Regions from separate parts of the Homo sapiens genome. Here all the other regions are linked to region 3. A link is a contact called in ENCODE Hi-C or POLR2A ChIA-PET data. All regions are on one chromosome and are shown on one strand. The core of a region is the stretch at or near the end of the contact, and the rest is flanking DNA. Distances in the headings are between cores, read along the strand shown. Region 1 holds the start of CELF1 (CUGBP Elav-like family member 1). Region 2 has its middle 13 kb from the start of C1QTNF4. Region 3 overlaps CKAP5 (cytoskeleton associated protein 5).

The links. A loop is a pair of places that touch in the nucleus more often than their neighbours do. ChIA-PET counts read pairs that join two places held with the same protein, here RNA polymerase II (POLR2A). Pooled maps may share reads with other maps.
Region 1: a loop to region 3 is called in a pooled map, with 3 times the contacts of the local background. The contact joins the promoter of CELF1 here to the enhancer-like site in region 3. A Hi-C loop is called at or near these places in 1 of 50 pooled maps. POLR2A ChIA-PET finds 5 or more read pairs at or near these places in 3 of 52 experiments (CD4-positive, alpha-beta T cell, GM12878 and MCF 10A).
Region 2: POLR2A ChIA-PET joins it to region 3 with 11 read pairs in AG04450. The contact joins two enhancer-like sites. POLR2A ChIA-PET finds 5 or more read pairs at or near these places in 2 of 52 experiments (AG04450 and endothelial cell of umbilical vein).

Annotation. Positions count from the first base shown.
Region 1 is chr11:47,551,830-47,554,529 of GRCh38, forward strand. It overlaps CELF1 (CUGBP Elav-like family member 1), which reads right to left and starts at 1,303. Exons shown (of 15, transcript NM_001376376.1): 1 at 1,163-1,303. RefSeq lists enhancers at 1-190, 866-1,541 and silencers at 889-978, 1,049-1,578.
Region 2 is chr11:47,606,403-47,609,102 of GRCh38, forward strand. It overlaps a transcript of MTCH2 not described here. Among named protein-coding and RNA genes, the nearest start is that of C1QTNF4, 13 kb to the left of the region's middle. Within about 2 kb of position 1,254, at least 5 of the 41 ENCODE cell types and tissues checked have a DNase peak (open chromatin) inside an H3K27ac peak, as active enhancers do.
Region 3 is chr11:46,825,589-46,828,288 of GRCh38, forward strand. The region is part of intron 1 of CKAP5 (cytoskeleton associated protein 5); the gene reads right to left. Among named protein-coding and RNA genes, the nearest start is that of CKAP5, 19 kb to the right of the region's middle. RefSeq lists enhancers at 597-1,149, 1,150-1,700. Within about 2 kb of position 1,268, at least 24 of the 41 ENCODE cell types and tissues checked have a DNase peak (open chromatin) inside an H3K27ac peak, as active enhancers do.

The DNA of each region.
Region 1 (2,700 bases), core at 53-2,552, 730 kb after region 3:
CAACATGGTGAAACCCCGTCTATACTAAAAATACGAAAATTAGCCAGGCCTGGTGGCACATGCCTGTAATCCCAGCTACTTGGGAGGCTGAGGCAGGAGAATTGCTTGAACCTGGGGAGGTTGCAGTGAGCCGAGATAGCGCCACTGCACTCCAGCCTAAGCAACAAGAGCGAAACTCCGTCTTAAAAAAAAAAAAAAAAAAGATGAAGTTCTTGTAAAAGATTCATTATTTGTAACCTCTTACACTGCACACATTATAAAGCATTTCATGCTCTTTAAAACTGTTATACAGCCTTTTTACTCGAAGGTAATAAACCTACAGCTCTCTCCTGGCGAGAAAGAGATTCCATTTTGCGGAAACAGATTCCAGTCAAAATCTTACCACATTCCCCTCAACTATGGGTATGAGCCTAAACCAATGAGAAGCTCCTTGGTGCATGTGTAATGGTCTCCAAGAATTACAACAACATCCTACCCGGAGGACCACAACCACGACACCACTGGCTTTAAAATCAAAGCCTGGTCCCTAGCGAAGAAAGCGCTTTAATGTGCTCCTCCCGCTCCCGGGTGCGAGATTCCTGCCCAGCTACTAGGCCACGACTGGGTGAGCACCTGATGTGGGGGGAGGGCGAGCCAAGGCCGTAGCGGATCTGGGGCGAGGAACGAGGGGCTCTCGAGGCTCGGGAAAAGCGCTGCCTTCTAGGGGCGCGGACCCTTCGGCACCCACAGGAGTGGACACTAAGAACACGTGAGACGACAGGGGCAGAGATGGGGTGTCCCGGGCAGGTAGCCTGGGTCCAGCACGGCAGCCAGAAAGACGAGGAAAACGGAGCTGGCCCTGGGCAGGGCACGAGGCCTCTGAGCCTAGAGAGTGAAGGTAAAGGGCGCGGGGAGAGGAAGCAAAGCCACGAGGAGGGCGGGTCTCCCTGGGCGCGGGGGCACGCGCTGGGCAAACGCGACAGGACCCGGGGAGCCGGGGACCCCGACATGCAGGAGGAGATCGCAGCCCTACCCCAGGACGCAGGGAACGAGAAAAGGCCGCGCCCGGAGGGCCCTGTGACCCGCGGCCTCCCTAACCGGACCCGCCCCGCGGCGCCTCCCTCTTGCCTTTTTTCCCCTCCCTCCCTCCCGCGGCCCGTTATCCTGCGGCCGCAGCACTCACCAGCGGCTGCACCTGAGCCTGCCGCTGCCTCAGTTGCTGCCTGCGCCTCCGCAGCCGCCGCCGCCGCCTCGCTGCTGAGGCCGAATCCCGGGGGAGCCTCCGCGTCCCGCCGCCGCTGCCGCTGCCGCCAGAGCAGAACACCCCAAAATGGCGGCACTTCCGGCACCTACCACCGGCGGGGAGGGCAGAGGAGGAGGGGGAGCGCGGCGAGGGGGAACGTATCACCGCGGCGCCGCCCGCAGCGCCGATGCGAGCGGAGCGCGGCGTAGGGGCGGGCCGAGCGCCGGGCGCTGCAGCGCCCCCTCGGGCTGGGAAGTGGAGGAGCAGCCGCACCTAAGCCCCTGGGGCCGCGGGCGGAGCCCTCAACCTAGGGAGCTGCAGGGGCGCATCTCTTTGTCTCCGATCCCTACTGGAGGGAAGAGCCAGGCCTGGGAATCTGAAGTTCTCGACTCCGCCCATCGCACCCACAGGAGCTCTAGATGACCCTGGTGGGCAAGGAGGCACCCCTACTGGGCACTGAATAGGAGCATAATAAGATATTTGTTGAATAAATGGATGAGTGAGTGACTGGTGCTTGGCCAGCGTTGGGCACATGGCACGCCCCTTTTTGCCCCAGCAGACAAGCAACAGCATCCAGGCCTTCCTTCTTTGCTGGGATGTGAATATGTGTGTTCCAAGTGCAGGGAGTGCTTTTTAGCAAGATAATCAGTGTGAACGCACAACCTGGCAACGATCGCTGCGACATAAGGAAGTTCACAAAGATTCTATTAAGAGACCGATTGCCCAGCCATAACCTGCTTTTACCGAAAAAAAAATATATATATATATTTTTTTTTCTTAACTCAGGTTAGGTCTCTAAAGACTTCCTCCTGAGTTACTCTGGAATCCCTGGGTCTAGATGGAACGCAAGCAGTACAATTTGTTGTTGTTGTTGTTGTTGTTTAAGCCAACATTTATTCCTAGGTTCCAGACCTTGTGAGGCAGTTAAATGCAGATTAAGAAAGAAAACTTTGTTCTGGAAGCTTTTGGCCCCATCAACATGCAAATAACTCATGGGATGGTTTCTCTCTAACATCATCTGGCTTCCCAGAGAATATAATTTTTATACCCACAAATACTGATTATATCCTACCTTACCACAAACAACAAGTGGGCTTCCAAGCAGAAGCCTCAAGGGTTTTCCTCTTTCGCCTTTGGGGGGGAAAAAAACTAACCAGAGTTTTTCTGGTACCATATAGTCCTTAAATTGTACATGATCATATTCCCTAATTGTACTGGGTAGTTTTATATACATTCATAATGCTGATATATGATCTTGTTCTTGTTAATAGTTTTATGTGTAGTTGACTGAAAACATCCTATATTTATAGACCATTATAGCTTACAGAATGTTGTCACAAATATTACCATATATTTGCTGCTATAGGTTGTAGAAATGTTTCAAGCAGAGAGTCTGTCTCCTTTTGTGCTCCATAGAATCATGTGGATATCCACATGGCTCACTTCCTCACCTCCTTCAGACTTTGACTTAAGTGTCA
Region 2 (2,700 bases), core at 4-2,503, 780 kb after region 3:
TTTTCCAAGTCTCAGTTTATCACGGACTTCACCTTTCCTTCCGTCTCTTGTACCCCACCTTTTAAATTTTGAACTTATCAGAGAGCTCTCTACAGAGCCACACTGGTTTCTTTGGCTCTCCTTTTCTCTGCACAGGGATTTTCAGCAAATGCGATAGCCTAATTTATCCCAGAGCTTCCTATCCCTCTTGTGCCATATTGCCATCTTGTCTCTAAACTTAGAATCATAACTTTTTTCTAACTTTTCAAATCATTTTTCTGGGATTATTTATTTATCCAATCATCCATTCATCCCATGCCCACATGCCCTTCCTTCCAAATCCAACTTTCTCCTTTGGTTCCTGTCTCATCAACAGCACCAGGGGAGTCTTTCCCCATCAGAAGGAAGGTTGGGGGAGCAGCTCCCTGGCAGCTTTTTCTTCCAGCTGAGAGGAAACTGTCATTGATGAATGTGAAGAGTTTATCAGCCACTCAGCGACTAGCTGGGCGAGACTGTAGTTACCAGGACAGGGCAGTCTCCAGCTCAGTGCCTGCTGCTCTCAGAGCACGTCAGGCAGTCAGATGTGTGCTTCCCTGGGGACACGACTTCCACGAGCTCATCTAGCAGTCTCACCCTCAACACCTGGTTTCCTCCAATTTGGCAGTGTGCTGTGGTGTAAAGCTTGCAGGATGTGGACTCCAATATACCCAGGTTTGCATTCTAGTTTTGCTATTTACTAGCAAGTCACTTAAATCTTTATCTCTGAGCTTCCATTTCTCTCACTTAAAAAGTGAGAAAAAGTGGCTATTATCAGGCTCATGGGGTGATTGAGCTGACATATGTATGTACCTGTGCATGGAAGGTTTCAAACACACCAGCTTCTGTGCTCAGCTTAGCTTCATGGAGTCTCACGTGTCACATGTTCTGGGTGAACTGTTGTTTTTTTCCCTTTCTATTAAAACTGTTTCTTTTGGACAGGGTGTAATGTATGTCTTTGCCCAGTGAACCTTCCTTGGATGAGCCATGCATCCCACTAGAAAACAGTCCAGCTCTGAGAAGAGTGTGGGGGCGGAGGACAGGAAACAGAACAGAACAGCAGAATGTATGTGGTTCTGGGGCTGACCCTGGACCTCTACCCCTTCAGATGGGCCTGTGACTCAGGCCTGGCTAGCGTCTCCCAGACACACCAAATGCTTTACAGATGGGTGTGTGTTTCAAGCCAGAGTCCTCCTGGGGATTTTTGCTGGAGCTCTCCAAAGTGATTTTGCTCTTTCTCTGGAATCACAAGCTCTAAGAAGCCATGTGAGTGGAGCTGCCAGCTGGCATCTTGTTGCCATGTGGAGAGCCCGTCGGAGAGGGAAACCAGCCGAGGGGTGGGAAGACCGAATCCCGATGCCCTTGTTTGAACCCCCAGATTCACCACTGGCCATTTTTATTACTTGAGCCAATGTAGCCAGTTTGAGTTGGGCTTCTGGGCATCTAACTAACTGTTGAGCATACAATGTTGATCCTTTCATTATTATAATAAAACCACGAGTTCCCTCCTCTCATTAAGATTCATACTTCACTCTTCGTTAAAATCTGTGCTCCGATCATCATGCAGAAAAATACTGGGACGCAATGCATGTGCGTGCCATATTAGAAATTCCAGATTTGCAGACCCATATCAGAATCTGGGCTTTGCTATTTACCACCAGTCTTGGGCAAATCAATGAACCCTTCTGAGTCTCACTTTTCCACTACTAAAATGGGAGCAGTATTTAGCTTATATGGCTGTTTTATGGGTTGGAGCTAATGGCGACATGGGCAGGGCACATGGTGAGCCATCACTAAATATTACTAGGTGGTAGGAACATTTATGTTATGTCAGTAGCTTTGACTCTGACTATGCTGAATCTATATAATTCCTACACTTTGTTCCATGTCACATCTCTTAGCTACCATGGTATCCAGGCTTATGGTGGCTTTGACCAAGGAGAGGAGAAGAACTTGCAGGCTTTTGAGAAAGATGGGAGATGAGGAGGTGGACAGAAATTTCAAAGTTCGATTGGGGGAGATGATGGAATTAGTCTTGTTTAAAACACTTGTGACTGCAGAACTTTACACCCACTTTCTATTTATAAATAGCCCTGTCTCTCAGCTCAGCTCCTCCTGCACAAGGCTTCCGTGGAAGACAACAGACACAGAGAGCAGCTGCCAGTGCGGCACAAATGTACAGAGCAGAGGCTGTTGGGGAACTGGGGCTGCATGTGGGCTTGGGGCGGAAGGATTAAAGACGCTAGGTCAAGAAATCTTGGCCGATTGCGGTGGCTCATGCCTGTAATCCCAGCACTTTGGGAGGCTGAGGCAGGCAGATCATGAGGTCAGAAGATCAAGACCATCCTGGCTAACATGGTGAAACCCCATCTCTACTAAAAATACAAAAAATTAGCCGGGCGTGGTGGTGGGCACCTGTAGTCCCAGCTACTTGGGAGGCTGAGGCAGGAGAATGGCGTGAACCCGGGAGGCGGAGCTTGCAGTGAGCCGAGATCGTGCCACTGCCCTCCAGCCTGGGCGACAGAGCAAGACTCTGTCTCAAAAAAAAAAAAAAAAAAAAAGTAGGGTGTGGTGGTGCACACCTATAATCCCTGTTACTTGGGAGGCTGAGGCAGGAGAATCCTTGAACTTGGGGGGCGGAAGTTGCGGTGACCTGAGATCACGCCATTGCACTCCAGCTGGGGT
Region 3 (2,700 bases), core at 18-2,517:
AATACAAGAGATCTGAATTTGATTACCATTCCTGGACTCTCACCTCTGGCTAAGGAGATGCTATTGCAGAAGCACAGAATGATTTTAACAGAAGTTTGAGAAAAACTTCTGCTCCATCAAAAAGCAACCCATTTGAATGACCACTGAGTGTGATGATAGGCTCATAAAAAAAAAAAAAGAAATTATTTTTTTAAAAAAGCAATGCATACACATGCCCAGAAATCTACTCAAACCATGTCTAGGAAGGACAACTGGATTAAAGAAACACAACAACTATGTAACTGTCATAGAAAACTTAAGATTTTTATTATTTAACCAAAATCTGACAAAATCCCATCTCTGAGTAGCAGGTGGCAAAAATGACAACACTTTCCCTCAAATTAAAAAAAAAACTCACTGTCTCCAGGTATTTCCCATTAACAAGGACAAGTGTTATCCTCTTGCCGGAGTATTCTGCATTACCAGGCGGCCAGAAATCTGAACAGTTTTCTAGCAGATTATCTCAAACTTTGGTGTGTTTGCTTTCCTAATCTTGGGACAGTGGCGTCCCACAAATTCCTTCAGAGATGGAGAGGGGTAAAGAGCTGTCTCTTTCACATTGTGCTCTTTATATCAGGAGGAAAGGTTAACTGGACTCTTCCTAAGAGATGTTCACTGTCAACATATCCAAAAGGGGTACGGGATACCACCAACACAGGCCTCTGGAGAGACAGCTAAACCTGGCTGTGAATTAGGACAACTTGGAGTTACTGCTCGACTGTACCAAGGTAGCTGAAAACCTAATGCTTACTCATCCCAAAGCTACCAAGGTCTTCAAATACCAGGGTAAGGATCCAAGGCCCAGAGAGAGAGATTCAGCTCCACCCATTCAGCTCAAATGGGTTATACTCTGGTAAAAGCAACCCTCTCCTCACCCCAAGTAAGAACCAGGTGGGGGCAAAGCCAGGTCGTGGGCACTGCTCACCCACTGCATGCCCAAACAAGCACCCTACGGCTGCTGTCACCACCCAGAAGTAGAGCAGATACCCTGGCTTTAGCTCACTGGAGCCGGCATTGTTTACGCTCTTTCGCCGCCTTAGCCTCTGATAGGCCAGCAAAGTCCCCAGTACTGTCCACCAGGACTTGCAGCACGGTCGCGGGATGCTTGCCCTTTGCCCGTGGTTTGACACTTACGCTCCCCGGGCAGGGAGAGGTCAGGGAAGCTAAGGTCCGAGCAGGATCAGCAGGAATACCCGGCAGGCGGCGGCGGCGGCGGCAGCAGCATTGGTGCTGCGGTCCGCTGGGAAACGCCTCCTCCGAGGGCGGGGCCCGGAGCGCCACTGTCAGAGTGCCCGCCCCACCCTCAGCTCCCCTCTCCGCACACTCTGAAAGCTTAAAGGGGCCGCAGTGTATCTTCGCCCAGAGGTTTGCAGGCCTCAGGCGCTGCTTCTAGGTCCTAGGCTTTCCCAGGCAAGAGGCAAATGATGGACCAACTAGGAAGACTACTGCAGTTGGGTGGACCTCTTTTTTTGGTAGTATTACACGTAATATTCCAGAAACAAAGGAGATGACCAGTTCCCACTATCACAATCCTAATCCCTCCTCCAAGGGTGAAAAAAATTACTGCAGGTAACAGCCAAAGCATCAAGGTAGATACATAGCCCCTCATTATATGTAAGCTGCTTACTTCATTAACCTCCTTTGGACTCGAGCAGTTCTTCAAATGGCAACTCAAAGGCCTGGAAAAGATCCTACAATGCTCCACCTCACCTTTTCACGGAATTCGTTCTTTACAAAACTGGAGGAATCCTGGACAATGATACAAGATGGGCAGGAAGGTAATAGAAGGTGAAATAGAAAAATACCAGCCTGGGCAACAAAGTGAGACCCCATCTCTACAAAAAATAAAAAATTAGCTGGGCATGGTGGTACAAGACTAGTCCCAGCTACTCCGGAGGCTGAGGTGGGAGGATCCTGAGCCCAGGACTAGGCTGCAGTGAGCCAGACTGCACCACAGCACTCCACCCTGAACAACTAACCAAAACCATACCTCTATAAAAGAAAAAAAGAAAAATAACCTTCCCCATCTTGTGTGTAAAATGTGATCTTTCAAAAATTGACCTAAAAGTCAACGTAAATAAATGTACAAGTCTATGTAAGTAATCTTGCATGCCAATACAATTGTAATGTGCAATCATCTAATTTAATATGAAGAGTTCTTAAGAAAATTGTAGTAGAAACGGCATTAATATTTCAAGGAGTTAAGTCCTAGTCTCTGAGATCTCCAAAGGTTAGCAACTAGTTTTAATTTTCTTTTTGTAGGAGGAGTTTGTCCTGAATCCTAGTTTACAAGGTTTGACTGCATTTTGTGTCTCCCATCATACCAACAGGAAAGATATGTGCTTTTTTTAAGTCCATATTACTCCACCTAATTTAGATGAATCAACACACCTCCTTAAAGCCTTGGGCCATCATCAGATCAGTACAGGAATCAATGTAGTAAGCTTAAAGACCATTTGTAAGTAACCCAATTTCTCCTATCCACAACAGGAATAAAGCAGAAATTTAAGAATCCAAAGAACAGTTATGAAGATTGCTCCACCAGGGAGCAGACTCAGGTTACTCTTATTCTGAAGGTTTTAGAGAACCCTAAGCTAAAGTTGCCAAGTATCTTTTCCTTACTTGGGTGGGGGCGGGGTAGATAAATAAATAAAGTTGCCA